Linked DNA regions of Homo sapiens: region 2 is linked to region 1. The links are chromatin loops, found by intact Hi-C in ENCODE. Cell type or tissue: B cell. All regions are shown on one strand. Links, peaks and the distances in the headings refer to the core of each region. The heading gives the core; the rest is flanking DNA. Region 1 holds the start of EMSY (EMSY transcriptional repressor, BRCA2 interacting). Region 2 has its middle 9.2 kb from the start of INTS4.

Evidence for each region. A loop is a pair of places that touch in the nucleus more often than their neighbours do. Peaks named below come from ENCODE experiments on the same cell type or tissue, not always from the same donor. Only the 100,000 strongest peaks of a DNase experiment are listed, where the experiment ranks them.
Region 2: a loop joins it to region 1, with 10 times the contacts of the local background. A loop is called at or near these places in 4 of 110 quality-filtered maps.

Annotation. Positions count from the first base shown.
Region 1 is chr11:76,432,417-76,448,078 of GRCh38, reverse strand. EMSY (EMSY transcriptional repressor, BRCA2 interacting) reads right to left here and starts at 3,061. Exons shown (of 22, transcript NM_001300942.2): 1 at 2,951-3,061; 2 at 1,071-1,179. The coding sequence starts at 1,140. EMSY-DT (EMSY divergent transcript) reads left to right here and starts at 3,399. Exons shown (of 2, transcript NR_186348.1): 1 at 3,399-3,801; 2 at 12,253-14,154. RefSeq lists enhancers at 2,060-2,354, 2,494-2,563, 2,604-2,653, 2,854-3,083, 2,784-3,420 and 1 more. In B cell, for the core only: no CTCF peak of the experiment used is centred there; DNase peaks (open chromatin) are centred at 2,168, 2,278 and 3,238; H3K4me3 peaks cover 2,637 bases; H3K27ac peaks cover 2,501 bases.
Region 2 is chr11:77,995,876-78,011,890 of GRCh38, reverse strand. No RefSeq gene overlaps it. Among named protein-coding and RNA genes, the nearest start is that of INTS4, 9.2 kb to the right of the region's middle. RefSeq lists a silencer at 13,881-14,081. In B cell, for the core only: a CTCF peak has its summit at 11,608 (motif pointing right); DNase peaks (open chromatin) are centred at 11,590 and 12,260; H3K27ac peaks cover 2,300 bases.

The DNA.
Region 1 (15,662 bases), core at 1-8,000:
TTTTTGTTTTAACAAAACTATCAACAAATTTAGGAAGAATAAATAACTTGTCCTTGGTCACATGGGTCATTTGTAATAATACCAAGACCCCAGGTCTGTCTAAATTCAAGACCTATACTTTTCCTTTAAAATCACAGATATCTAAATAATGCATATCCACTGCCAAAACATTTAATCTTCTTTTTCAAATTATTTTTTTCAATTATTTCATTTATTGTGCTAGCCAGAGACTACAGTGGTAAATAAGACAAGGTCCTCATAGTCTAAGGCAGCATTTCTCAACCAAAGATCCTCATTTGAACTACAGAACACAAAATGATTTGAGTAATAACTCTTTTTCTCAATTTTCCCAAGGAAAGTAATAACTAATAGCACTCTAGATGCACAGGGCGAAGTTAGTTCTTTACATACAATGGATACCTTAGCATTAGGGTTTAATTCTTTCCCTCAATGCTGGTTGAGAAAGGCTGCTGTAAGGGAAAAGAAACACTAAATAATAAATTACAAGCATAAAATGTGTTTTATTATTGATAGTAAAATATAATTTGAAAAAGTGAGCATGGCTTACATCAACTTAGAATTCAGAAATAGTATGTAATTGACACATACAATCATGAAGGTTAAGAGTATGTTAAAGTGAGACTGAAAGCATACTCCCTGGTTCAAATACTGACTCCATGTCTATCACCATTACCTTGGCTTCTAAGCTTCATCTGTAAAATGGAGACGAGACAAAACAAACAAACAAAAAACACCTACCTTTTAGGCTTTCAAAGGACAAAGCTAATTCTTAAAATATTTAAATTAGATGTTGTATAAAAAAGACTCAGAATAGCCAAGTAGCCCTCAATAAATCTTAGCTACTAGTATTATTACAATTCACACACCTACTATTTACAAAGCACTATGTTAGGCACTGAGGGAAACAACAATGAGTAAGATGGGAACTGTATCTCCAAAGAATTTCTGATGTAGCGTGAGATATGACATCCATGCAAACAGCTATGACCTAGGCAGAAAGGGAAAAAAGGTATCAGAGAGAGGTAAAAAACAAACAATGAACGTCATACCCAATTTTCGAAGAATTCTTTTGCATTCATCCCTGCTGAGATCCAGAAGGGTTGGCCACACAACAGGCATTGCTGCTTCTGTTTGGTAGCCCCAAAGAGCTTGTCCTCCCTACCAGAACAAAAAAAAAAAGTCAAATTACCAAAGTACCAAAGTACATTCAAGGGGCCACTCACCTGGAGATCCAGTCACAGGCTAAGAAGTAAACCAAAAAGATATTACTATTTTACAATCCTTTCTCACCACCACACTTTCCAACTTTTGAGAAATCAAGAATTAAGTCATTTGAACTATCACAGTGGAAAGAACACAGGCTTTAGAGCCAGACACCTCTAGGTTTCTAGTCCCAACTTTTCAACTTACTGGTTAAGCCTAAGCTTTACACATCTATAAAACAGAGGTAATACCACCCAGTTTGTTACGCGTATTAAAGAACACTATATATAAAGTTCTTTCATAGTGGCTGGCATTTCATTTAATAAACAGGTGGTACTACCAACCTGGGGCAAGTTGACTCCTGTCAGCTTCCTCATTTATGAATTACATGAGATAAAATTTGTAAAGCTCCTAGCAAGTTAAAGAAACTTAATAAATAACTCCTCGTGCTCGCTTCAGCAACACATATACTAAAATTGGAACGATACATACATATATATATATACACATATATATATACATATATATATACACACACACACATATATATATACTCTCTCAAGTCTTAATGGAATATGAATTTTGATCCTGTAGTTATTAAACAGCCATTTACCAACAGTTGAGCTGCCAGGAACTTACTTAGAACTGGGAATTTCCTAGTGTAAAAGACAAAAAGACACGGCTCTGGGGGCACGCGCAATACCTGCTTAGCACAGAGTAGAGCCGCTCTAAGTATTTGTTAAATGGGTAAGTGAATGGTTGACGCGACTGAGCAAAACGAATGGATGAATGAATGAATGAACGAGCTCACTGTCTAGCCTAGAAGTCAGACACCGAACCGAAATAACTGCTATATCCCGTTCCAGGCGCTGGGGCTGCTAACTCCAACTCTGTGTCCCGAGGTGAGCCCCCCTCCCCCTACTTCCCATAGTCCTCTCAGCTCAGAACAAACCCAAGGCAAGAAGAACTGGACTGCGCGCCCCAGCCGGCAGTATGACATAAAGAAAAGGGGTGGGGAGGAGGAAGAAGGGGCAGAGCCAAAGGAATCCTCTCCCTCCACAAGCCAGTCCCCGCCTCCCGACAGGATCTTGGAGGCGGCCGGCGACTGCTCGAACCGAGCACCACGTCACGGCATCCCGGCGCGTCCTAGCCAGGGGACCCCAGAGCGGGGCCGCAACGCATCGGAAACCCGGGCAGTAGTTTCCGGAGCCCGCTCGGGGAACCAGGATCTTGTAGGATCCTTCCCCACTCAAGTGTCAAGGAGACAAGCCCGCCCCGCCCCCTCTCCAAACACGCACTCCCTAGCAGCACCACAACAAGAGCAGCCAGCCCAGGCTCCTCACCCGGACCTCTCGGCGCCGGTCCCAATGTCAAGTCCACGACCCAAGCCCCTCTGGGCCAGTAGCTGTTGTCAGGGGTCCCGGCCGGCACCCGCGCCTCACTCCCTCCCCAGCGGAGAGGACAACCGAGAGAGAGTAAGCCAGCGGATACCCAGCCAGACGACCTGGACTCACCGGGAGTCTCCCAGAGCTAAACCCCCAGAGTCCCAGCACCAGGCCAGCCAGAGTCCCCCTGAGTCCACCCCGGGGAGCCCCACGATCCCGTTAGGAAACAACGGAGGATGGGGCTGGGAGCCCCAAGCCGGGCTCCGAATGCTTGGCCCGGCGCTCCTCTAGCCTGGCTGGCCTGCCAGCTCTTCCCAGGACCCTGCCTGAGAGTCACCCACCTGCCCGGCCTTTCGGGGCTCATCTAAAAGGCTCCTCCGCCAAGACTAGGGGACACCAGGAATTGGGTTTGTTTGCGGTGCCTCTGAAGGGGCAAGATGGCGACAGGTAACAGGGCGCAGGCGCAGCCGCGCGCGGCCAGTCGGGAGGTGTAGTTCGCTTTTCCCGCCTTTCGGAGAACAAACACCAAAAGGCCTCCATTCATCTTGTCCTTCTTTTCCTCCGCGTTATGAAAGAAAAGGACAGACATCGCGGAGGGTGCTGGGAGTTGTGGTCCGAATCCAAACTCCAACCTCTTTCGCTCCAGGTTTGCTGTCGTACGCGCAAGGAAGGCCGGGATTGTAGTTCCCTTGGTTTCTCCTGCATACCCTCCTGTCTCTGGCTTCGCGCGCCTCTCCTGGGCTGCCGTCTCCCAGCCAATCGGCTGCGCTCTCTGCTACGTGTGGCGTCACACGTAGCGGCCAAGATGGCGCTAGCGGTTGGAGCAGGGGCTCTGCTGCGACCTTTACGGTAGTGAGGTTAGGGACGATGGGAGAGCAGCTTTGTTCCTGAAGTGCCGTCGAGGATTAGGATCGAGTTTCTTCGATCGTGAGGGCAATTATTAGTGGCCTCTAGCCCCCCAGATGGCATCTTGAGGAGAGAGAATCCACGCTACGAGAACTAACATAGTGGACATCGCAGTTGTCCGTAGCCGATTTGCGGGTTACGGAGTTGTTGCAAGTAAAGAAGGGGAAATCCGAGCGTTCTCGCGTTGGATTTCCTCCACGTGTGAAGTGGGAATGGTAGTGATATCTCGTGCTATCTCTGTCAAGGGCAAGAAGGAGAAGGAATTTATTTGAGGCCCTACGACGTGGTAGGTTCACCCTCAGCCTTTGTTCTTATTTCATCTTATTTGTGGAGAAGGTCTTTTCGTTCCTATTTTACAGGTGAGAAAAGGGGCCCAATATATAGTTATTTGCGGCCATAAAATAGAAGCCAGTTGCCTGATACTGAAGATTCAATGAAATCTTGTGATTGACTTCCCTCTTTAAATTTTGTACTTTGGGTAACATCGGATCCGGTAGAAACGCTCGTCAGAAAGAGTTTTTAATGTGCATTCTACAATTTCCAGACATAGTTTCCTTCTTGAAAAATTGGGTTAATACTACCCTATAGGGATCTTGTGATGCACCACGTAAACGTTGTAAGTTGTGAACCACTATACAAACGTATGAGACTCTTCATGTTCTTGAGTGGAACTGTAGGTTAGGAAGAGAAGGTAAATAACAGCATTTAAGTTTCCTACTACTATTTGCCCATTAGCTAAAAATACCCTCCGAGGTCTAGGAAAGTCACTGTTGTTGAAACCCAACCTACACCTTCAGAAAATCGTAAAGTGGAACATATTAATCACCAGGCCCTCCCTCCGCTGTCTCCCTGACCTTCCTATGCATCCAGTTGCTTAAGAACTCTTGGAAAGATAGTAAGTGAAATCTTCATAGAGGATTTTTGTACTTTAACATATATTATTTGATTTGAGCCTCGCAACATTTCAGTGTGACAGGTACGATTAAGGTCTTTCATACTATGAATGAGAAAAACATAGATGTACCAAGGACTCACCAAATTTCACGGAGCTAGGAATTGGAAGAGAGCTAGGCTTTGTAATCCCAGGTCTTCTGACCTCCAAATGTCCTTTCCTCTACAGTGAATGTCAAAATGACAATGAATGTCTACTCCTCTACAATGGAGTACAAATCGAAAGACAAGGGGCTTATAAAACTGACTCTGACCTTAAGAAGTAGCATATGAGTGATGAATTATTATAGTCAATCCTTGTGCTTACTAAGTGCCACATACTGGTCTAAGCATTTTACATAGTAATTCAGTCCTTAGAACAACTTTATGAGGTGGAAACTTTTATTATCTCTAATTACAAAGGAGGCAACTAAAGTCTAGGAAAGAAGCAAAATAGCTTGCCTAAAGTCACACATAAGTAAATGGTGGCTCACGCCTGTAAACCCAGCACTTTGGGAGGCTGAGGCAAGTGGATCATTTGAGGTCAGGAGTTCAAGACCAGCCTGGCCAACATGGTGAAAGCCCACCTCTACTAAAAATACAAAAATTAGCTGGGCATGGTGGCATGTGCCTGTAATCCCAGCTACTCGGGAGGCTGAGACAGGAGAATTGCTTGAACCAGGGAGGTGGAGGTTGCAGTGAGCCAAGATCGCTCTACTGCATTCCAGCGTGGGCAACAGAGCAAGACTCCATCTTAAAAAAAAAAAAAAAAAAAAAAGCTAAAGCTGGGATTTAAACCTGATTATGTTGGCTCCAGAGCCTATGCTCTAGACCAGTGGTTCTAAACTTTAATGGTCAATAGGAACCGCTTGAGGATCTTGTTAAAACGCAAATATTGGTAGTATAGATATCAGGTAAGGCCTGGATCCTATAGTCTTAACAGGCCCCCAGGTGATGTTGATGGTGCTGGTCATTACATACTACAGTTCACATCTTCCCTTTTCTCCTAACCGTATTTATTTTGCAGTCAGAAACTACCTTTCCCATGCTGCCTGTGACTGCTTTATAGTCTCAAATGTTCCCAACATGCTCTTCCTTAAGGATTAGACTCAAACTTTTTCCTCAAAAAGCTTATCCTGCCCCTGTCTTTCCCTCTAGGATAAGACAGACATCCCTGCCTCTGCTCCCCTACCACTCAGTGTACACCTTGTTACAGAGCTCAGAACACTGAATTATGGCCATTTATTTGAAAATCTTCCTGGCCGGGCATGGTGGCTCATGCCTGTATTCCCAGTACTTTGGGAGGCCGAGGTGGGCTGATCACTTGAGGTCAGGAGTTCAAGACCAGCTTGGCCAACATGGTGAAATCCCGTCTATACTAAAGATAGAAAAATTAGCCGGTCATGGTGTTGTGCATCTGTAGTCCTAGGTACTCTACTCGAGAGGCTGAGGCAGGAGAATCTCTTGAACCCAGGAGGTGGAGGTTGCAGTGAGCTGAGATTGCGCAACTGCACTTCAGCCTGGGCGACAGAGCAAGACTCTGTCTCAAAAAAAAAGAAAAGAAAATCTTCCTGACTGGACAACGAGCTCTTTGAGGAGAGGAACCAATCAGGTCTGTGTACTGTAGAGCCTAGCATATAATAAGAATAATAGCTAATACTTACATAGGACTTTCTGTATTCCAGATCACGTTATACACATTAACTTGTTTAATCTCTACTATAACCTTACAGATACACTTTTATCCCCATTTTATGAATGAAGAAACTAAGGCATAGAGAGGTTAAATAGCTGGCCCAAGGTAACAAGCTTGTAAGTAACAGAGCCATGATTTTAAATAAAAGCACTTTGGCTCCAGGAAATGTGTGGTGAATTAAATGAGAGCCACTCTACACTCAACCAAAGAAGGAAAACTGAGACTTACTATCCTATTAGACATGATTATAACTACCTCTAGTCTGGGAAAATACACAGAAATCTGTTCCCCTGGCCAGGTGCGGTGGCTCACGCCTGTAATCCCAACACTTTGGGAGGCCGAGGCAGGCGGATCATCTGAGATCGAGAGTTCGAGACCAGCTTGACCAACATGGAGAAACCCCGTCTCTACTAAAAGTACAAAATTAGCCAGGCATGGTGGCACATGCCCGTAATCCCAGCTACTCGGGAGGCTGAGGCAGGAGAGTAGCTTGAGCCCAGGAGGCGGAGGTTGTGGTGAGCCGAGATCGCGCCATTGCACAGCCTGGGCAACGAGCGAAACTCCATCTCAAAAAAATAAATAAAAATTTTTTTAAAAAAGAAATCTGTTCCCCTTTGCTGGATTTACTTTTTTTCCTTTCTGTCCTGGACCCCATGGTTATTTATTTCAAATTCAGTCTCAATCAGTACTTTCAAGTTTATTCAACCATCTCTGTCCTTCCATCGACCCCGAAATAGTCCTCAACCTGTGATCAGTTTCCCATCTTTCCTCATGTTTGATATAGCTGTTAGTTAACTCTTAGTGCATAAGAAAAATTATCCCAAACTTTAGTGACTTAAAACAAGAATAATTTTTTAAATTTTTATACAGTTTTTGCATTTTCTATTGGAATCAAGAGTGGCTTAGCTGGGTGGTTCTGGCTTGGGGTCTCCCAAGCAGTTGCAGCTATCTGAAGGCTGACTGGGGCTGGAGGATCAGCTTCCAAGGTACCTCACTCACATTGGTTGGAAAGTCAGCAAGGAAAGAGGCCTCAATTTCTCACTATGTAGACCTCCCTATAAGGCTGCTTGAGCATCTTTGGGATATAGTAACTGGATTGCCCCAGAGCAAGTGATCCAAGAGTGTTACAGAAGCTATAATGTTGCAATATGTATACAGAGAGATTTAGATATAAAATCAGATTTTATATATGTTTGTATAAATGTATATAAAACTCACGTACTCTGAAGGTGAATTTGTACAAAGCAGTAAAGCTAGAACAACTGGTGGGAATAAGTTGAAATAATACTGCGTAGCGTTTATTACAGACCCATTATGAAAAGAACACCTTGCTTATCTTATTTAAACCTTACAACATTCCTATGACTTGGTAATTATTGTTCCATTTTACAGTTGAGGAAACCAAGCCCTAGAGAAAACTCATTTGTCCAAATTCAAATATCACCAGAAGACTCTTCCCCCAAACACACAGGTGTTAAGGAGGTCTGGTTATCTGTGATTCCATAACCATTGCTGTGGCCTAAATTATCTGTTTTACTCATGAATCTCCAATTTGGGTGGGACTTAGTGGGGACAGTTAATCTCTACTCCTCTTGACATCAGCAAGGGAAATTTGAAGACTGAGGTCTGGAATCTTATGAGGGCTCGTTCATTCATAAGACCAGCAGTTGACATTGGCTGTTGTCTGGAATCAGTCACAGACCCACCCAGGTTCAAGGAAAGGGGAAATAGATTTTATCTCTTGATAGAAGCATAGTAGCATCCTGGAACACCAGAATATTACTGTGCTCATTTTTAGAAATATCAACTGCCATAGTCTATCTTCTGTCCACAACAGTTCATATTCCTCCCACATGCAAATGGACTCATTCCTACCACCCAAAGTCTTCCCATTTTGGCAACATGCTTAGGTTTGAGGTCCAAGATCTTGTCACCTAAATCAAGTCCAGATATGGGTTAGTTTTCTTAGGTGCAGTTGCTTTCAGTGTAAAGACTCGGGAACTAAAGAGACAAGTTACCTTTTCCCCACACATCCAACATACAATGGTGGGACAGGCATGGAAAAACCACTGTAGACCTTAATCAGAAAGGGGAATAAAGGAGGCACGCCAGGGCCACTGATTCATAACAGCTCTGATGCTAGTTCCTTGATCAGGAATGATCTCTAGGAATGATTCTCTACAGCTCTTGACTCTACCCTCAAGCCTCCAGGTTACGCTCTCAGAAGCATTAATGATCTCTAGGAATGATTCTCTACAGCTCTTGACTACCCTCAAGCCTTTAGGTTCCGCTCTCAGAGGCATTAATGATCTCTAGGAATGATTCTCTACAGCTCTCGACCCTACCCTCAAGCCTCTAGGTTCTGCTTTCAGAGGCTTTCTTTATTTTCCATAAAATATAGCCAGTGTTTGAGACCAATTATTTATTTATTTATTTATCTATTTATTTATTTATTGAGATGGAGTCTCACTCTGTCGCCCAGGCTGGAGTGCAGTAGCACGATCTCGGCTCACTGCAACCGCCGCCTTCCAGGTTCAAGCGATTCTCCTGCCTCAGCCTCCCAAGTAGTTGGGACTACAGGCGTGCGCCACCATGCCCCACTAATTGTTGTATTTTTAGTAGAGATGGGGTTTCACCATTTTGGCCAAGCTGGTCTCAAACTCCTGACCTTGTGATCCACCCGCCTCAGCCTCCCAAAGTGCTGGGAGTCCAGGCGTGAGCCACCACACCAGGCCATGTCATTGTATCTTTTTTAGATGGATGAATATTAAATTTATTTATTTATTATTTTTTTTGAGATGGAGTCTCGCTCTTGTCACCCAGACTGGAGTGCAATGGCATGATCTTGGCTCACTGCAACCTCCGCCTCCCAGGTTCGAGCAATTAACCCTGCCTCAGCCTCCCAAGTAGCTGGGATTACAGGCACGTGCCCCCTCATCCGGTTAATTTTTGTATTTTTACTAGAGATGGGGTTTCACCATGTTGGCCAGGCTGGTCCTGAACTCCTGGCCTCAGGTGATCCACCCGCCTTGGCCTCCCAAAGTACTGGGATTACAGGCAGGAGCCACTGTGCCCAGCCATGTCATGATACCTTTTTTAGATGGATGAATATTAAATTTAAAAAACAAAATGATCCGTGTGCGTAGAAGGAACTAAAGGGGAAAAAGATCAATCTGAAAACAAACTATATAGAACAGCATACCAGCTTCATACTAACATGATAAAAGCAGAGGCTTTGGGTAACCAAAAAGTATGCTTTTTAAGCATGAGAATAATTCTAAAGGCTAGCTATATCTTTTCTTTCTTCTAAAAATAATTTCAGTTAAAGAATTTACATATAAAGTTCATTTATCATCACCCACTGTGGGTGAAGCTCTGTCAGGCTCCGGAGAAACAAATTACTAAACATGATCAACTGCCCTTCACATACTCATAATCTAGTGGGGGAGACAGACACATACACAGATAATTGCCATACAATATGGTGTTCATGGTATTAGCAAGTGTGTTTTTTTTTTGTTGTTTTTTTTTTAATTTTTTTTAGTTTCACTCTTGTCACCCAGGCTGGAGTGCAACTGGCGTGATCCCGGCTCACTACAACCTCTGCCTCCTGGGTTCAAGCGATTCTCCTTCCTCAGCCTCCCGAGTAGCTAGGATTACAGGTGTGTGCCACCACGCCTAGCAAATTTTTGTATTTTTAGTAGAGATGGGGTTTCACAATGTTGGCCAGGCTGGTCTTCCAACTCCTGACCTCAGGTGATCCAGCCGCCTCTGCCCCGCAAAGTGCTGAGCTTACAGGCGTGAGCCACCGCACCTAGCTGGTATTAGCAAGTTGTAAGAAAAGAGTTCCTGTAATCCCAGCACTTTGGGAGGCCGAGGCGGGCGGATCACGAGGTCAGGAGATGGAGACAATCCTGGCTAACACGGTGACACCCCGTCTCTACTAAAAATACAAAAAATTAGCCGGGTGTGGTGGCGGGTGCCTGTAGTCCCAGCTACTCGGGAGGCTGAGGCAGGAGAATGGCCTGAACCTGGGAGGCAGAGGTTGCAGTGAATGGAGATCTTGCCACTGCACTCCAGCCTGGGCGACAGAGTGAGACTCCGTCTCAAAAAAAAAAAAAAGAAAAGAAAAGAAAAGAGTTAAGGAGCCATTAATACTTCCTAGGAGCTAGTAAGGAAAAGTCACCAAGAAGACAGCATGCAAGTAGGGCCTTAAAAGATAGAAGTTCAACAGAAAAAGGAGGAAAGGCTATTAAAATCCGAGAAAGAAATAGCAATGGCCAACTCACAGGCATAAACATAAGAATTTTGGGAAATGCATACATTTCAGTTTAGCTAGGTGGGGGTTTGGGGGTGGCCTCATTACCACTGGTTGGAGGTAAAAGTCCCAACTCTCCACTTGGCCTTGTCTGACACCATCCCACCTGAGAAGGGAAGGGCACCTCTTTGCCACCAGGTACAGGTGAAATTCCATGTTTTACATGTGGTGGGCTGACAAGTGTGAGGGGCAAGTATTAGGAGAGGGCCTTGTTACTGTCCATTGAGGATGAAAGTCTAAGCTTCCCCCTGTGTATTCTCTGACATGAACCCAGAAATGGAGAAAGGAAGTTGAGTGGTCTCATTAGAACCTGGCCTTTGCTGGTGGGGGTGGGGGTTGGGTTGTAGTTTTTTTCCCGTGGTACTTATCTGGAGTAGAGACATTATCATCTAAAAATGTTCTGTCTTGCAAAGCTGCTGCTTTCCTAGTCCTTTGACTAGACAGAGCAGGCTTTTCCTAGGGCTTTAAAAAAAAAATGCTGTGCCCATTGGCATTTCTGGGTTGCCAGCTTCTCCAGTACCCAATCTGGGATATATAAAAGAAAACCCAGGGAACTCATTTCTGTGTATTCCTTGGGTTCCAGATCCTTAGGTGGTCTGCCTTCTTGTCACCTTTCAGATTCTTCTTACATTTGTTTTATGTATAATGTTTTACATATAGTGTCCAGGGTTTTTAGCTGCACCTAACTGAAGGAATAGGGAAAAGTAAATATACTCTTTCTATAAGTGGTAGTCTGAGGTCAATTGATTTGTTACAAAGCTGCCAAGGCAATGCTCTGTGAAAGCCACCATTAAAAGAATGCAACAGTGGGCAACAAACTGGGAGAAAAATACTTGTAGAACACTTATCAGACATAAGACTTGTATCTAAGTAAGAAAACAACCCCATTTTAAAATAGGCAAAAGACGCTTCACCGAAGAGGATATACAGATGGGAATAAGCACAAGAAAACATACTGAACATGATTAGCCATAAGAGAAATGCAAAGTAAAATGACAGTGTCACAGCTGGGTGCAGAGACTGTCTCCAGATGCTGAGACAGGAGACATCTCCAGATGCTGGGCTCACTTGAGCCCAGGGTTTCGAGGCTGTAGTGTGCCGTGCTTGCGTCTGTGAATAGCCACTGCACTCCACCCTGGGCAATATGGTGAGACCCCGTCTCTTAAATCAAATAAAATCATGATACAATACCACTACCCACCTAATAGAATGGCTGAAATAAAATACATTGACAACACCAGCTCCTGGTGAGGATGCAGAGCAACTGGAACTCTCATACATGACTGATAGGAATGCAAAATAGTATGGCCACTCTAGAAAGCAGTTTGGCATTTTCTTGTAAACTTTCAAACAGTTACTATATGACTCAGCAATAACATTCGTACACATTTTGCCTAGAGAAATGAAAAATTTCACATGAAAACATGCATGAGTGTTTAGAACAGTTTTGTTCTTATTCACCAAAAACTGGAAATAACCAAATGTCTTTCAGTGAGTGAATAAGTAAACTGTGGTACATTTATACAATGGAATACTACTGAGCAATAAAAAAGAGGTAAGATACACACAAGAAGTTGGGTGAATCTCAAAGGCATTATTCTGAGTAAAAGAAGCCAATATCCAAAGGTTACATACTATATGATTCCATTTGTATGACATTCTCCAAAAGGTACAAATATCACAACAGCATACAGATCAATGGCTGCCAAGGGTTTGGAGTTGGGGGAGGGTGATGGAACTGCTTTGTATTTTGATTGTAGTGGTAGTTACAAAAACTTTGTTAAAATTTATAGAACTGCCGGGCACAGTGGCTCACTCCTGTAATCACAACACTTTGAGATGCCGAGTCGGGAGGATCATGAGGTGAGGAGTTTGAGACCAGCCTGGCCAACGTAGCGAAACCCCGCCTCTACTAAAAATACAAAAAAACAGCCAGGCGTGGTGGCGGGCACCTGTGATCCCAGCAACTCAGGAGGCTGAGGCAGGAGAATAGCATGAACCCGCGAGGCGGAGCTTGCAGTGAGCCGAGATCACGCCACTGCACTCCAGCCTGGGCGACAGAGTGAGACTCCGTCTCAAAAAAAAAAAAAAAAAAATCTATACCATGAAAAGTATGTGATGCTGTATGTAATATTTTAGAATTTATTTACTGTTTTTATTTATATTGCTAAGAGTCATCCATATTGTCGCATGTTGCTATGGTTCATTTATTTTAACTGTTGTTTCTCCATTGTGTGAATTTATCCATTTTTTCACCCATTCTCCCATTGATGAACATTTTATTGTTTTTGTTCATGTGAACAGTTTGCTCTGAATATTCTTGTTCATGCCGCCTATTGAAATTATGAATTTCTCTAAGTCATTTGAACCCAAGACTTAGAGAAATTGTTGGGTCAACTTTTGTCCTAAAGTTAAATATTCATGTGTTCAACTTTAGGAGAAAATGCCAGGCCATTTTCAAATGTTAGACATAATATTTGATACTGTGAGAATGAGAATAAGAGTGTAAAAGTGGAAGCATGGAGATCAATCTTTGGGATGCTCCCACTGCACTCTGCTCTTTGTCCAAGAGACTTGGCCAAATTCCCTCTTTTTTAGAAGCCTCACCTCCTCCCACACCAGGCACAATCAGTTTTCCTCCTGTAGGTTCCCAAGGCACCTGTTTCATGCCATACTTTAGGTAATTATCAGACTGTATTGAGATAATAATTCCTTCTAGCAGGTAGGAAGCTTCTAGAAGGCATAGGCCAAGATTCTTTGTATTCTCCATGCCCAGGACCTAGATGAGCACAATAAATATTTCAGTAAATGAACGTTCTTCCTCAAATCTATACCCCCACTTTCCCAGTATCAGATAATGAATGAAATTTATTCTTTCTTTAATAATATAGAATATAATTGCTTGTTTCCATGGTAGTTGCCAATGCCAAAGCTCCTTGAAGGAAGGAACTACACCCCTTTTTTATTATATCCAGCCTTTAATATAGTGCTTGGCAAATTGTAGATTCTTGAAAAGCGTATTGAATATGTTTAATAAATTGAAACTTGCAGCATTTTAAGAGTGTTTATTCACAGCCTGGGCAACATAGTGAGACTCCATCTCTATAAAAACATTTTTTAAAAATTAGCCAGGTGTGGTGGCATGTATCCATAGTCCTAGCTACTTGGGACTGAGGCAGGAGGATTGCTTCAGCTAAGGAATTTGAGGTTACAGTGAGCCATGATCATGCCACTGCACTCCAGCCTAGGTGAAAAAGTGAAAACCTGTCTCAAAGAAAAAAAAAAGTGTTTATTCTGAATGTCAGTTACCATGGTCCAATGCTGGAGATAAAATGTAGAAGATTTAGCTACTTATAAATATGCCATGATGACCGTAGAACATATCCATGCATGTGGCTTAAAAAACAAAAATAAAACAATTCTTGGATATCAAAGGGTGAGATTTCATTTATATTATATAAAGTTCAAAAGCAGTTGAAAATAATCTATAGTGATAGAGGTCTGAATAGTAAATACCTTTAGGGAGCGACCTATAGAACACGTGGGAGCCTACTAGGATGCTATCAATCTTCTATATTTTGATCTGAGTAGGGGCTATATGTATAGATATTGCATATGTGAAAGTTTATTAGGCTGTACGTAAATGATTTATGTGCTTTATATAGATTGTATCTCAATAAAAGTAAAAAGCACTATAATGGTGGATTCGTGGCATTATACATTTGTCATAACCCATAGAATGGACAACACCAAGAGTGAACCCTGGTGTAAATGATGGGCTTTCAGTGACTGATGCTATGTCAGTGTAAGTTTATTGATTGTAGCAAGCACACCGCTTTGGTGCAGGATGTTGATAGTGAGGGAGGTTGTGCATGTATGGGGATGGGATATACACAATATCCCCAATTTTGCTATGAACTTAAAATTTCTCTAAAAAATCAAGTTGATTAATTTTTTAAAAAGTGAAAATTAAAACAGGGCAGGCATGGTGGCTCATGTCTGTAATCCCAGCAGTTTGGGAGGCTGAGGCAGGAGGATCACCTGAGCCCAGGAATCCGAGACCAGCTTGGGCAACATGACAAAACCCTGTCTCTACTATATATATATATATATATATATATAAAATTATCCAAGTTTGATGGCATGCACCCATGGTCCCAGATACTTAGGAAGCTGAAGCAGAAGGATCACTTGAGCCCAGGAGGTGGAGGCTGAAATGAGACATCCTTGTTTATGCCACTGCACTCCAGCCTCAAAAAAAAAAAGAGAGAGAAAAGAAAACAAAAAGCCCACCTATACCAATTAGGCTTTGTTTTTCTTTTGGTGACAAACATGAACAAATGAATGAAATGGCTTAAACAATGGATTAGTTGGACATGGTGATGCGCACCTCTAGTCCTAGATACTCAGGAGGCTACAGCAGGAGGATGGCTTGAGCCCAGGAATTTGAGCTTACAGTGAGCTATGTTGTGTTTGGATGACAGAGTGAGACCCTGTCTCTTAAAAAAAAAAAAAAAAAAAGAATGTTTGTTGTTCACTAACTGAAAAGTTGTGGGGTAGTTTTGGCTTCAGGCATTACTGATCTAGGGATTCAAACAGAGCCAGTCTTAGTATCTCCTCATCTCTGAGCTCTGCTATCTGTGTTCGCTTCATACTCAGGTTCCATCTGTTGGTTCCCAGCAGCCCCAGGTTTACATCATCCACCCTGCTTACAGCCTCAGCAGAAAAGAGCACCTGCCATCTCATGAACAGTCTTACCAAAATCTCCTTGCTCTGTTGCTATGGGCTCTATCTGGGTCACATGCCCATCCCTGAACTGTAGACAGGAGCATGTAATGCCCTGATTTGCCAGGTGTGAACCACATGTTACTCTGGGGAGAGAGGAAGCGATGTGGGTAAAGTCAGTTATTCCCGAAAAACATGGAGTGAGTGCGAAGGCGGGCTTGGTTTCCCTTAGGAAAATTGGGGTACTGCTGTCAGAGGAAGGTGAAAGAATTCTGCAGAGTAAAATCACGGTCGCTCACTGAAATACACCATGGAAATGTGTAATAAGAGTCACTCAAACGTTCATACCCTTCTATGGGGCTCAAAATACACTACCCCAAAATATGGCATCTTGGCATATTGAATATTTAAGCTAAAGGAGTTTGAGAAAATGACTGATGCAGGAAGATCTCTCTGACCTCCTCCCACCCTTCTCCCC
Region 2 (16,015 bases), core at 6,762-14,761, 1.6 Mb before region 1:
AAAAGTCCAATCAAAGTTCATGCATTACACTTGGTTGTTAGGTTTTCTTCAGTTCAGAGATTCTCACCTTGGTCACATTTTGGAATCAATCAGTCAAGTAGCCTTAAGAAATATGGGCTCCATCCCTAGAGACCTTAATTTAACTGTTTTGGGTGTGGTCTGACCATTGGGTTTTAAAAATCTTCCTCAGGCATTTCTAAAATTCATCAAAATTTGAGAAAAACAGCTTTAGTCTCTTAGTCTACAACAGTCTCCCTTTTTTACTTTGATATTGATCCAAACTTACTTGATGCACTAAGTCCATATCTACTTGGCCTAAGAACTTTGACTTCCCTCTCCATCAAAGTCTTTTTCAGCTGCTTCTGGGAGTCCTTGGGATTGGTGGTGGTGTACTTGTAGTGTGAATCATTCTTTGTTCCAGCCTTTTTTTTTTTTTAAATCATTACCTTGCTCCAGGCTAATCAGTACCACTTGGCCCATTGTTCAAATTGCTGCATTTCCCGGATCATGATTTTCCTAGGGTCTATGTAGAACTACCATCAATGGACGTTACTGGTGGGATTTTTTTTCCTCTTTATTACTTTGGTCTGAGCATGGACACACCATGCTAATGCCAGGGATAATATGCATCAACATTTAACTAAAGGCTTGAGGATTATATATAGAAAAGTTCCCAACTTGCTATTCTATGTGATTGTTCTGAGCACAAGACCTTTGGTATGTCCTAAGAGGGTCCCATATCGAGCAAGTGGTGTTACAACTACTTCCAGGCTTACCAAAAAACTGCCTCCTTCACCAACTCCAGGGTTGCCTCCACATCTGGCGACACGAATGCTTCCCAGAGTAGCTGTAGGCTGCTTCACTGCTCAATGATAGAACCGCATAGCCCTCTGCGACTTTGACTTTGGGCTTGGTGATGTGACTTGTTTGCCAATGGGACATCAACAAATATGACACAAGCCAAGGCTTCATAAGCATTTGTGCATGGGCCTTGCTCTCTTGGAATGCTTCCACTGCCATAAAAGAAAACCAGGCAATTCCACTGGAGAGGTTATGAGAGGGGGAATAGAGGAGGCTATCAAGCCCCAAATGAACTACCAGATGACCCAGCCGAGTGAGTGACCCCAGGATTGCTCAGTGGAGACCTGCCCGAATTGCAGAATCATGAGTAAATAATGATGTTTTAAACCTCTCTGTTCTATTGATGATTGTAGTTTGAAATAGAAAAATGAAAAATAAATAAATAAAACCCCTCTATGTTTTGGAGTGGTTTGTCATTCACTAATAGAAAATAGATACACTTCATTTTAAGGGACTTCCCCAGAAGTCCCAACCAATGACATCTGTTTACATTTTGTTGGCTAGAATTGTGACATATGGCCACACCTCTACACAGTATACAAGAGAGACTGGAAAATGTAATTGCTTTTGTGTTTGTTTGTGTGTGTGTGTGCTGGGCATAATACCATCTCCACACAATTGTGTTCTTTAAGAGAGAGGGAGAAAGTGAATATTAGAGATGTAACCGGCAAGCTCTGCTATACCTATACAGAGGTTCAAATCAGCTCTTTTGCTGTTTTCAGTAACTTACTTTTTTTTTTTTTTTGAGACAGGATCTTACTCTGTCACCCAGGCTGAAGTGCAGTGGCATGATCTTGGTTCACTGCAACCTCTGCCTCCTGGACTCAGGTGATCCTCCCACCTCAGCCTCCCAAGTGGCTGGGACTACAGGTGTGTGCCACTACGCCTAGCTAATTTTTCTATTTTTAGTAGAAATGGGGTTTCGCCATGTTGCCTAGGCTGGTCTTGAACTCCTGGGCTCAAGTGATCTGCCGCATCAGCCTCCCAAAGGGCTGGGATTATAGGCATGAGCCACTGTGCGCAGCCAAGAGACAGACATTTGAAGAAAGCTTATAATGTTAAAATTAGGAACAAACAAATGGCCAGGCACGGTGGCATGTGCCTGTGGTCCCAGCTACTGGGGAGCCTGAGCCACGAGGATTGCTTGAGCCCAGGAGGTGGAGGCTGCAGTGAGCTGAGATCACACCACTGCACTCCAGCTTGGGTGACAGAGTGAGATCCTGTCTCAAAAATAAATAAATAAATAAATAAATAAATAGATTAATTAATTAAATTAAATAATAGGAAGAAACAAAAATAACAGAATGTTTCTTGGAGGAAAGAGGATATGGAGAGCAGAACTTCAAAGCAATTGTGATAAATATCCCTAGAGATGTCCCTTTTTGGGCAAAATGGAGTAACAGACACTGGATTTACCCTTCTACCTGAAACAACGAAAAACTGGACAAAATATGTGAAACAACAGATCTCAACACATTGTACATTAGGCAACTAAGGACAAGGAACTCAGAGACAGGGAGCAAATGAGATAGGTCCTATGATTACTCCAGCTTGCTGACTGGAGAAGATATTCAAGGCCTGGTGCAGGGAGGGGAACCCAGGCAGAGACTGGGAGTTACCTTGAATTGAAGAGAAAGATCTGGGAATCCCAGGAAGCCAAACAACAAGAGTTTCAAGGCAGAGTATCAGAGAAGAGAGGACTCCACAGAGAGAAGACTCTGGAGATCTGCATGAGGTCCCTCTTGAGTATTCAGTGCCGTACTCATCAGTGCACATATGCGAGGAAACCACCCAAAGCTGGGTAGAGAAAAGATTAGTAGGAACAGTGTCCAGAGATCAGGACCAGGAAAAGTGCATATTCCCAACAGCCAGAGAGAAAGACCTTATAATTCACAGGGACTCAGAGTAAAAAGGTCTTGCATTAGCAGTGGAGAAAATTTACCCTAAATTAAATACTGTTCTGGTTCTACTTAAAGCTTAAAAGCAAGCAGGGCCGGGCGCGGTGGCTCACACCTGTAATCCCAGCACGTTGGGAGGCTGAGGTGGGCGGATCATTTGAGGTCAGGAGTTTGAGACCAGCCTGGCCTACATAGTGAAACCCTATCTCTAATAAAAATACAAAAAATTAGCCAGGAGTGGTGGCCCATGCCTGTAACCTCTGTTACCTGGCAGGCTGAGGCAGGAGAGTCATTTGAACCCAGGCGGCAGAGGTTGCAGTGAGCTGAAATCACACCACTGCACTCCAGCCTGGGCGACAGAGTGAGACTCTGTCTCAAAAAAAAAAAAAAAAAAGAAAAAGAAAAAAAAAAAGAAGCAAGCAGTGAAAGAATCAAACTTTTCAAGTTACTTAACCATGCCTATAAAAAAAGCTGAGGAGTTTGTCTAGGACTATAATGCTTGCAAAAAAAGTGGAAAAATACAGCCCACAGGAGGAAAATAATTAATCGGTAGAAACTGATCCAGAAATTATGATGATAGATGATAAACAAAACCAGAGATGGTAGAAATAGTAGGCAAAGACTTAAAACAGTGGTTGTAACCCTATTGTATGTGTTAAAGAAGCTAGTGGAAAGATTGAATATATGGAACAGAGACATGGAGATATTTTAAAAAGACCTGGCTGGGCACGGTGGCTCATGCGTGTAATCCCAGTGCTTTGGGAGGCCTAGGTGGGCAGATCACTTGAGCTCACTTGAGCTCAAATTCACTATTATTATGTTGCCTGGGCAACATAATAAGACCTTGTCTCAACAAAAAATTTTAAATTAGCCAGGCATGGTTGTACCGGCCTGTAGTCCCAGCTACTCGGGGGACTGAGATGAGAGGATGACTTGAGCGCAGGTTGAGGCTGCAGTGAGCTGTGATCACACCACTGTACTCCAGCCTATGCAACAAAGTGAGACACTGTCTCAAAAAAAAAAAAAAGAAAAAAGGCCAGGTGTGGTGGCTCATGCCTGTAATCCCAGCACTTTGGGAGGCCAAGGCGGGTGGATCACTTGAGGCCAGGAGTTTGAGACCAGCCCAGGCAACATGGCAAAGAAACCTGTCTCTACAAAAAATACAAAAAAAATTAGCTGGATGTGGTGTCAGGCACCTGTAATACCAGCTACTCAGGAAGCTAAGGCAGGAGAATCACTTGGGAGGCAGAGGATGCTGTGAGACGAGATTGTGCCACTGCACTCCACCCTGGGCAACAAAGCGAGACTCAGTCTCAAAAATAAATAAATAAATAAATAAATAAATAAATAAAATGGAATAAAAAGTACTTGTGGCAGCACCTGGGACTTAGAAAAAGCTCAATCAACATTGGATATTAGTCCAGGCATATCTCACAGATACTGTGAGTTCAGTTTTAGACCATCACGATAAAGCGAATATCACAATAAAGTAAGGCACATGAATTTTTTGGTTTCCTATTGCGTACAAAAGTTATGTTTGCACTATACTATACTCACTGAAGCTGAAGTGTAGTGGCTTGGGGTTCATGGCTCACTGCAGCCTTGACCTCCTGGGCTCAGGTGATTCTCCCACCTCAGTGCCCCCAGTAGCTGGCACTACAGATGCAAGCCACCATGACCAGCTAGTTTTCTGATCTTCGGAGAGACGAGGTCTCATTATGATGCCCAGGCTGGTCTTGAGCTCCTGGGTTCAAGCAACCTTCCTGCCTTGGCCTCCCAAAGTGTTGGGATTACAGGCCACTGGACCCAGCCTATACTATAATCTATTAAGTACACAGTGGCATTATGTCTAAAAAACAATGCATATACCTTAATTTAAGAATACTTTATTGTTAAAAATGCCAACCATCATCTGAACCTTCACTGAATCATAATCTTCTTGCTGGTGGAGGCTCTTCCTCCATGTTGATGGCTGCTGACTGATCAGGATGGTGGTTGCTGAAGGTTGGAGTGACTGTGGCAATTTTATAAAATAAAACAACAGAGAAGTTTGCCACATCAATTGATTCTTCCTTTCTTTCTTTCATTTTTACATATTTTTTGAGACAGGGTCTTGCCCTGTTGCTCAGGCTGGAGTGCAGTGGCGCAATCATGGCTCACTGCAGCCTCGACCTCCTGGGCTCAAGCAATCCTCCCATTTCAACCTCCTGAGTAGCTGGGACCACAGGTGTGTGCCACCACACCCAACTAATTTTTAAAATTTTGTAGAGATGGGGTCTTGCCTTGTTTCCCAGGCTGGTCTCCAACTCCTGGGCTCAAGCAGGCCTCCCACCTTGGCCTCCCAAAATGTTGGGATGATAGGCATGAGCCACCGCGTCCAGCCAATCATTTCCAACTTTTGATTTAAAGTAGGAGATGTGGGACTCTTCCTTTGTTTATTTTTATTTTTTTGGAGATGGGGATCTGCTGTGTTGCCCAGGCTGTAGTGCAATGGCACAATCTCAGCTCACTGTAGCCTCAACTTCTTGGGCTCACATGACCCACCCACCTCAACCTCCCAAGTAGCTGGGACCACAGGCATGTGCCACCACGCCCAGCTAATTTTATTTTTTGTCTCACTATGTTGCCCAGGCTGGTCCAAACTCCTGAGCTCAAGCAATCCTCCAGTCTTAGCCTCCCAAATTGCTGATATTACAGGCGCAAGCTACCATGCCTGGCCTGGGACTCTTCCTTTCACTTGAGCACTTAGAGGCCATTATGTAGGGCTATTAACTGTTCAATATTATTTTGTGTCAGGGAATTTCAATATTGTTGTATCTCAAGGAATAGGGAGGCCTGAAGAGAGGGAGGGAGACAGGGCATTGCCAGTCAGTGGGACAGTCAGAACACACACATTTATTTATTGTGTTTTCCGTCTTATATGGATGTTGTTTGTGGTGGCCCCAAATAATTAGAATAGGGACATCAAAAATCACTGATCACGGATCACCATAACAGATATAAAATAATGAAAAGGGTTGAAATATTGTGAAAACTACCAAAATGTGACACAGAGACTTCAAGCGAGCATATGCTACTGGAACAACGGCACCTGTAGACTTGCTCAAAACACAGTTGCCACAAACTTTCCATTTATAAAATAGGCAATATCTGTGAAGCACAATAAAGCAAATGCAATAAAATGAGGTATGTCCGTATTATTACTGTTCTATGGCGATGTCAACAAGGTGTGGCATAATTGAAGGAGCACTGGAATTCGACCAGAGACCCTACTTTGTTTTTTTGTGAGACGGAGTCTCGCTCTGTCACTCAGGCTGGAGTGCAGTGGCACGATCTCCGCTCACTGCAACTTCCACCTCTCAGATTCAAGCGATTCTCATGCCTCAGCCTCCCGAGTAGCTGGGATTACAGGCGCTTGTCACCATGCCCGGCTAATTTTTTTTTTTTTTTTTTTGTATTTTTAGTAGAGACGGGTTTCACCGTGTTCGCCAGGCTGGTCTCGAACTCCTGACCTCAAGTGATCCACCTGCCTCAGCCTCCCAAAGTGCCGGGATTACAGGTGTGAGCCACTGCGACTGTCCGAGACCTTACTTTGAATGGCAGCTCATCTATTACAGTGTTCTTAAGCAAGAAACTCTGGGGGAGTTCTTGAAAGGGGATCTGCTCCACAAGGTTGTGAGAGTGCAGTGGGTTGAATGGTGGTCCCCCAAATGCTATGTCCACCTCATAATCCCCAGAATCTATAGATGTTACCTTATTTGGAAAAAGAATTTTTGCAGACGTAATTAAGTTAAAGATTTGAAGATGAGGAGATTCTCCTGTATTATCTGGGTGGATCCTAAATCCAGAGACAATCTTTCCTTATAAATCCTTATAAGAGGCCAGGTACAGTGGCTCACACCTGTATCCCAACACTGTGGGAGGCTGAGGGGGAGGATCACTTGCATCCAGGAATTCGAGACCAGCCTAAGCAACATAGCGAGATCCCATCTCTATTAATAAATAAATAGCAAGGCATGGTGGCGCACAGCTGTAGTCCCAGCTACTTGGCAGGCTGAGGTGGGAGGATTGCATTAGCCTGGAAGTTCGAGGCTGCAGTGAGCCATGATCACACTGCACTCAGGCTGGGAGATAGAGTGAGACCCTGCCTCAAAAAATTAAAAAATTAAATAAATAAAAATGACCACAAGCTCAGGAATGCTGTGGCAGCAGCCAGAAGCTGGAAGAGGCAAGGTACAGATTCTCTCCTAGTGCCTCCAGAGAGAGGACAGTTCTGCCAATAAGTGAATTTTGGACTTCTAGCCTCCAGAACTGTGAGACAATAAATGTTTGCTGTTTTAAGCTACCAAGTTTGTGGTTGGCAGCCTCAGGAAACTAATACAGAGAGTAAAATCAAGTAACATATTTGAAAATATCCAGCACATTTTAGGGCTCTGATATTGCTGAGTCAAAATTTCAAGGCTAAAAGCAATGTAGGGCAAGGGCAAGGCCAAAGTCACGGTGTCTCTTACAGACCCTTCTGGGAAGTATCAGGGCTGTACATCCTTCACATCTTTAAACAGAGAGAGCAGCCACTATGCCCATCTTTTTGTAGAGCAAATGTTTAAACTGAAGCCACGTGAGATGGATGATAGCATACATAAAGTTCCCTTGTGCCGGGCATGGTGGCTCACGCTTGTAATCCCAGTACTTTGGGAGGCCGAGGCAGGTGGATCACGAGGTCAGGAGTTCGAGACCAGCCTGGGAAACACAGTGAAACCCCATCTCTACTAAAAATACAAAAATTAGCTGGGTGTGGTGGTGCGTGCCTGTAATCCCAGCTACTCAGGAGGCTGAGGCAGGAGAATTGCTTGAACCCAGGAGGCAGAGGTTTCAGTGAGCCGAGATCATGCCATTGCACTCCAACCTAGGCGACAGAGCTAGACTCTGTCTCAGAAAAAAAAAAAGTTCCCTTGTGACTGTTTCAGAATTTCTTTTTCAATTTTTCATTTTACTATGAGGTCCAAAGGTTTAGTTTTCTGTTTTTTGGTTTTTTTAGCTTGTTTTCTTTTGAGACAGAGTCTCACTCTGTCACCTAGGATGAAGTACAGCGGTGCGATCATGGCTCACCAAAGCCTCAACCTCCCTGGGCTCAAGGTGATTTTTCTGCCTCAGCAGCCCAAGTAGCCAGGACCACAGGTATACGCCACCACACCTGGCTAATTTTTATATATTTTGTAGAGAAGTGGTTTCACCATGTTGCTCAAGCTGGTCTCGAACTCCCAGCCTCAAGCACTCCTCCCGCCTTGGCCTCCCCAAGTGCTGGGATTACAGGTGTGAGCCACCGTGCCTGGCCACAGCTTGTGATTTTATAAGTACTGTATATATAATAAAGCCTGTCATGATCCATAGCTGCTTGAGATATTTACTTTGGCAGTTACCTATCTTTCTTGTCAGACTTAAAATATTGTTTGACTTGACATCAGAGACAACTGTTTACCTATTTACAGTATTGTTAACTTTTGAAGTTTAAGGAATTAATACGTATGGAGTTTTAAATTCAACCACAAAATTGTTCAGAACAGTCATTTTCAAAGAGCATTATAATTCAGGAATCACATCTGTTTGTATATTTTTTTCTTATTTTCAAGGTTGGTCTATGGTTTCCTTTCTTGGTTTTAATATGGCTGACAATTTAGGGTGGACATTCTTGAATGTCTACTTAATCTTTTCATCATGAAGAAATTCAACATTATCAAGAGCCTGGGGAAAAGAGTCCATACTTTGATCAGTAATTACTCCTATGAGATTAGATTTCAAGGCAGTACTTAAGAGATTCAGATATTTTTGTCACCTGCATTTTCACTGGAGACATCCTGCTCCTTAAGATCTAAACAGGATTGCTTAACATCTCAGTTTCATGAGTTGAGGAAAGGTAATGTCCTCCCTAAGTTTTCTGCACATTCCTGGAGTGCTTGTGTTCTCAAGGTCTGTTCTGGTCTTCCACTTCTTCTCCTCATCTGTGTGTCTTAAACCCATTGTTGCTGTTCTACACAATGTTCACCAGATTTAACATACAGGTCTTTAATTTTTTTTTTATAAATGCCACTCCCTAACCTATTTGTGCACACAGCTGATGGTGGAAAATATAGGCAATTAAGGCGAGAGGATTTATAATACAGAACCACAACTCCCAATTGACTATTGGACATATTTATTCTTAATAGTGTGCAAATCATCCCATCACTGGGGACTTTTTACTAGTAGATTGTATTTGTTAACTATTCTCTCTTCTTTCCATTTTCTTGCCATGCTCCACCGTGGGTGGGACTATTCTTCCCTGCCTCACTAACTTATGCCAGCCAATGGAATATGTGTGGAAATGACAGTGTGCCAGTTCCAAACCAAGGCTTTAGAAACACGACAATTCTCCATGAGCCCTCTCGTGTTCCTTCTATTTGCAAAGAGAAGACCATGCTCCAGTTTAGCTACCTCCTTTGTTGCTTGGTTCTAGATTGCATGCATGTTCTTAAGATAATGACTCTCCTCCTAAGCAACTTCCAAACTATTTTATTAAACAAAGGCAATTCCAATACCTCCCCAACTCTCAATCCATAATACAGTTAAGATAACGTACTATTGACTGGGCGCTGTGCTCACACCTATGTAATCCCAGCACTTTATGAGGCCAAGACAGGTGGATCACCTGAGGTTACAAGTTCATTTGACCAGCCTGGCCAACATGGTGAAACCCTGTCTCTACTAAAAATACAAAAATTAGTCGGGCATGGGGGTGCACACCTGTAATCTCAGTTACTTGTTAGGCTGAGGCAGGAGAATTCCATGAACCTAGGAGGCAGAGGTTACAGGGAGGCAGAGGTTACAGTGAGCCAAGATTGCACCATGCCACTCCATCCTGAGCGACAGAGCAAGACTCTGTCTCAAAAAACAAAACAAAACAAAACAAAAAACAAAACATTTTTATCTCACGATAGCAAAACTTTTGGAAATAAGCAGTATTTTTTCTTTTAATACCCTATTCTGAGAAGCAATAAATAGTTTTAAGTCATTATATTATGTCTGTATAATGTAATGTTTTGCTGCTATTAAAATTACATTTATGGATGGCTTAAAATTAAGGTGAGGAGAATGCTCATTTAATTCAATGTAATTTAATTAAATATTTGCTCCAAAAAAGATTTAAGGTAGTGGGACTTACAAGACTGTACAAAAAAGAAATATCCAAAAAGATATAAACATAAGGCCAGGCACGGTGGCTAATGCTTATAATCCCAGCACTTTTCGAGGCCATGGCGGGCGGATCACCTGAGGTCAGGAGTTTGTGACCAGCCTGGCCAACATGGTGAAACCCCATCTCTGCTAAAAATACAAAATTAGCCGGGCATGGTGGCAGGTGCCTGTAATCCCAGCTATTTGGGAGGCTGAGGCAGAATAGCTTGAACCCGGGAGGTGGAGGTTGCAGTGAGCAGAGATGGTGCTATTGCACGCCAGCCTGAGTGACAAGAGCGAAGCTCCATCTCGAAAAAAAAAAAAAAAAGATATAAATTAGGCACAGTGGCTCACACCTGTAATCCTAGCACTTTGGGAGGCCAAGGCAGGAGGATCACTTGAGGGCAGGAGTTTAAAACCAACCTGGGCAACATGGTGAGACCCTGCCTCTACAAAAAACAAACAAACAAACAAACAAATAAAACAATTAGCCGGGTGTGGTGGCACAAGCCTGCTGTCCTAGCTTTTCAGGATGCTGAGGTGGGAGGATCACTTGAGCCTGGAAGGTCAAGACTGCAGCAAGCCATGATCATGTCACTGCACTCCAGCCTGGGCAACAGAGCGAGACCCTGTCTCATATACACAAAAATTACAAGTACATGAATTACAAGAACATTGTTGGTTGCCTACTCATTAATACTATCTCCTCCCTTCCTCTTTCCTAACAGAAAGGCCAAAATAGCAGGCCAGGTGCAATGGCTCACGCCTGTAATCCCAGCACTTTCGGAGGCCGAAGCGGGTGGATCACTTGAAGTCAGGAGTTTTGAGACCAGCCTGGCCAACATAGTGAAATCTTGTCTCTACTAAAAATACAAACATTAGCCAGGTGTGGTGGCAGGCATCTGTAATCCCAGCTACTCTGGAGGCTGAGGTAGGGGAATCTCTTGAACCCGGGAGGCGGAGGTTGCAGTGGCTGAGATTGCACCATTGCACTCCAGCCAGGGCAACAAGAGCAAGACTCTGTCTCAAACAACAACAACAACAACAACAACAACAAAACCCAAAATAGCAATGATAGTAATCATGTTCAAAAGGCAATCTCTGCTTCATTTGTATGAATATATGAAACTTCTTAGATCTGTTGGGACTAACCAAAGAAAATTATAGAGTCAGAAGAGAAAATCTTAAAACCGTATGCTAAACGTAACTGTCAACATAATCTAAAGGAAAAACACAAAGAAAGATGTAAACCTTTGTAGATTACCCTCATGAAGATATCCCAGTTCATAGCACTGCATCAGGTTTTCAGTTCTACATTTTTTTCTCTTAGGGTACCTGTTTTTGTTGTTGTTGTTATTTGTTTGTTTTTAATTCTCTACTTATTTCCCTCATCTTCTGCTGCCTTCTCCCAACCCCCACTCATTATCTGCTCTTTACTGCTGTGCTTAGTGTCCTGGGAGGCTGATTGTTAGGTCCTTCTGCATACCCAGGGCCCATTCCTGGTTGGCCAGAGACTTGGCAAGTTCAAGAGTGGAAGATGGGTGATAAGAAAGCCTGGGAAACTGGTATAGGTGTAAATGTCTGTGCTCCTTGTGAATGTCCACCAGAGGGCACCCATTCTAGAAGAGGGTCTCAAAAATCAAGGGCACAATGATCCAACCTGTGGATGTCAGCCAGCCTCTTTCCCCAGCAGCTCAGTGCTTGCTCGATGGAGACATGAACAAAAATCCCTGCCATAATGGCAGGGATAGAGGCTATTCATGGGCTGCACAGTACAGACTTCCTCTCACCAAAGCTAATCTAGCCACTGATGTATGTCCAACCTGCCAATAGTAGAGAGAGACCAACACTAAGCCCCTGATATGGTATTATTCTCAGAGGGTACCAGGCACTTCTTGGTGGGAGGTTTATTGCACTGCAAATCAGTTAGCAAACTGCTGGGAAAAATTCTGGTGTTTCTGAGCAAATGGCATCAACAGCTTTGTTTGAGGATGTTTGCAAAGCTGCTTAGGAGCAGGGAGCAGATTTACTTATATTCCAGGGTAATAAAGCTAATATGGTCCTCAAATCCTGGAAACATTTCAGAGTGATAAAAAAAAATGTCCCCCATGGGGTGGAAGGCAGATTTGTTTCCTGACCAGTATAATAAAGTCTGCCTCCAGAGGACAAGTTTCTCAGCAGTCCTCTTTCAAGAATGGGAAGTTCCTAAGCTCAGTGTTCTCAGCTGTTACAGATCTATTGTGTGCATGGCATTCACCTGTATAACTGCCATGGTGCTTGGTTGGCAAGGAGAACTGAAACAAATTTGGAGTTCATGCCACCTGCTATGCTGTGAATAATCAACTGCCTAAATCATTTGGGCTTGTTGTCTCCTTACCAGATGAAGTGTGGCAACTTAACTTAGCGCTTAGGGAGTGCCTGACTGTGTGACAATTTCCTACCCCCAAATGTAATGACTTAAGACTACAGCTATTAATTATTTCTCACAGGCCTACAGATTGGGCAGTTCTGGTCTCAGCTGAGATCACGCATACATCTGTAGTCAGCTGGTGGATTAGCTGGGGCGGAGCCGGTCTCAGATGGCTTCAGGTGGGTCAATTTGCCTGTGTTCCATGTGGTCACTCACTCTTCAGCAGGCCAGGTTGGATTTGCTGTCATGGCAATGGTGGGGGTCCAAAATCAAACAAAAGGTCTGGGAAATTGTATGTGGGTGGACCTTGAGGCTTAGACTCAAAATTAGCACGCTGTCACTTCTACCACATTGTATTGGCCTGTCACAAGGCCAGCACAAATTCAAAGGGTGATAATATAGATTTCATCTCTTAATAAAAGCACCTTCAAAGTCACACTTCAAGGGGTATACATACCGAGAGGGGGAGATTTGGGGCTTTTTTTGCAATCATTCAACTACACACTGGATCCTTTCCATCATGGAAGGAGCAGTGATTTGTCCTCACAGGAATAGATTCATATTCCAAATTCAGATTTGACTTCCCTGCCTGCAATATTTCTGCCAGCTCCATCATCTATGGATGCCTCATTCATTATCATAGTACTCCACACATTGCTTCTGATTAAGGAGCTTATTTTATGCTGAGAAAATTGTAGTGAAGAAACTTCTTGGTCTTGCCAGGAACCCCATCATTCAGATGTAGGTGCTATAATAAAGCAGAATAATAACCTTTTGGAGATTCAGTTATAGCGCTAGTCAAGAGCCAACACATTGTGAGTTTGGGCCGCTGTTTGTGGCATATGCCTTATACCAACAGCTAAAATATAGTACTGCTTCTCCCACAGTTAGAACATGGGTCTGGTTATCAAAGGGTGGAGATAGGAGCAGTTCCTCTCTCTTTTACACCTAATAATTCATTTATGAATTCTTGGGCTCAGTAGGTTTGGAAGACTTACTCCCCAAGGGAGGAACAGTTGCCCTAGAGAACATAGTCATTGTTCATTACATTGGACATGTAATGAGACTGTCCCCAGACCACTGGGGCTCTTGTTCTGAACCAGCAGGTAGAGAAGAAGTTACTAAGTTGGGCTGCTGTTATGCAAGAGAGAGAGAAGACTGAAGCCTCACGGATTCATTCACAGGTGAACCTTAATGTATTTTCATAAGTAATAATAAAAGTCAAAGGAAAATGGCATCAATACAATAAAGACGGTTTTTCAATTCAACATTAAAGAATGTGTGTTCTTGTTTCTATACCAATCTGGCTCATTGAGAAGTTGGCTATACCAACTTCTCAAATTTATTTATTTATAATTTAAAAAAAATTTATATAGCCAGGCGTGGTGGCTCATGCCTGTAATCCCAGCACTTTGGGAGGCCGAGGTGGGCAGATCACTTGAGGTCAGGAGTTTGAGACCAGCCTCGGCAACATGGTGAGACCCTGTCTCTACTAAAAATGCAAAAAGATTAGCTGGGTGTGGTGGCGCATGCCTGTAATCTCAGCTACTCATGAGGCTGAGGCAGGAGAATCGCTTGAACCTCAGAGATCGAGGCTACAGGGAGCCACGATTGTGCCACTGCACTGCAGCCTGGGTGACAGAGATAAACTCCATATAAATTTTTTTTTTTTAAAATATAGAGACAGGGTCTCTTTCTGTTGCACTGACTGGTCTGGAACTCCTGAGCTCAAGGGATCCTCCCACCTACCACCTCCCAAAGTACTGGGATTACAGGCATGAGGCACCATGCCTGGCCTCAACTTTATTTTTATTGCTTCTTCTGTTCCCTGCATGCACTTAACTTTCAACATGAACTGAAGTTCCTTTGGTTTTCGGAATGCACCAAACTCCTTCCTAAAGCCATTTATTTATTTATTTATTTATTTATTTATTATTTTGAGACAGGGTCTCATTCTGTCACCCAGGCTGGAGTGCAGTGGTGCGATCTCAGCTACTGCAATCTCTGCCAAGCGGGCTCAAGCAATCTTCCTACCTCAGCCTCCCGAGTAGCTGGCACTACAGGCATATGCCACCACGCCCAGCTAATTTTTTGTATTTTTGGTAGAGATAGGTTTTCACCATGTTGCCCAGGCTGGTCTCCAACTCCTGAGCTCAAGCTATCCTCTCACCTTGGTCTTCCAAAGTGCTGGGATTACAGGTGTGAGCCACCGCACCTGGCCGCCATGTATTTAATAACGATGATAATACTCTGTATCATTGATGCTATGATGCACATTTAATGTCTCCGAAATCAGGAGATGTTGGCCAATCGCTCATATGTATACTGAGTCGTAGCAGTTCATGGTGTCATCGCTTCGACTGAGCTCTGTGCAATTTTGGAATTACATGTGTTATTTTAAATTACTATTAAATATATCTCCAAATAGATTACCCTATAATTTGGCATTAAAAAGTTCTTATGTGCACAGGAAGACATGGAAACAGCAGTGCGAGGTAAGATACAAATCTATGTCTAAATAAGTTAAAAAGAGCTGTTTCTGTAAGTATACATAACAAATCTAAGCAATTAGAAACCATTGTATTTAATTTCAGCATTTCTTTTCTTAACATAATAAATAAAATATTGATTTTACAATTGCTGGCAGCTTAGATTTGATAGAATATGATAATGGTAATAATAGCAGCTAAGCTTTATTAAAGGTACTGTTTGCTAAATGTTTTTCATTTCCCTTGACATATTTGTATATCTTATCTCGGCGGTCTGGGATGCCTTTGTTTCTGGAAAAACTCATTCTTTTAAAGCTGCATTAGAAATAGTTTCCTTTTTTTTTCTTTTTTTTTTCTTGAGACAGAGTCTCGCTCTGTTGCTCAGGCTGGAGTACAGAGGCCCGATCTCGGCGCACTGCAGCCGCTGCCACCTGGGTTCAAACGATTCTCCTGCTTCAGCCTCCCGTGTAGCTAGGATTACAGTCACCCACCCCGACGCCCGGCTAGTTTTTGTATTTTTAGGAGAGACGGGGTTTCACCATGTTGGCCAGGCTGGTCTCGAACTCCCGACCTCAGGTGATCCGCCTGCCTCGGCCTCCCAAAGTGTTGGGATTATAGGGGTGAGCCACCGCGCCCAGCCTTTTTTTTTTTTTTTTTTTTTTTTGGAGACAGGGTCTCACTCCGTTGCCCAGGCTGGAGTGCAGTGGCTGGATCTCGGCTCACTGCAACCTCCACATCCCAGGCCCAAGCGATTTTCCCGCCTCAGCCTCCAGAGTAGCTGGGACTTCAGGCGTGGGCCACCATCATGCCCAGCTAAATTTTGTATTTTTAAAGTAGATTTCGCCATGTTGCCCAGGCTGGTCTCAAAACTTCTGAACTAGGTGATCTGCCCGCCTCGGCCTCTCAAAGTGCTGGGATTATAGGCGTGAGCCACCACTCCCAGTTTCCTCTAATTTTAGGAAAGCCTTCCCTGAGGCACTCTGAAGAAATTAGGTCTGTTTGAACCACATTCATTCCCGTTACCCAGCACATTTCAGTTGCACTGTCACCATCAGTTTGGGTGTCTGTCTTCTCAGATTGTAGGACCTTGAGGATAAATACTATCTTTTGTTTATTTTTGGGTCCTCTGTATCCACCTCAGCCTCCTG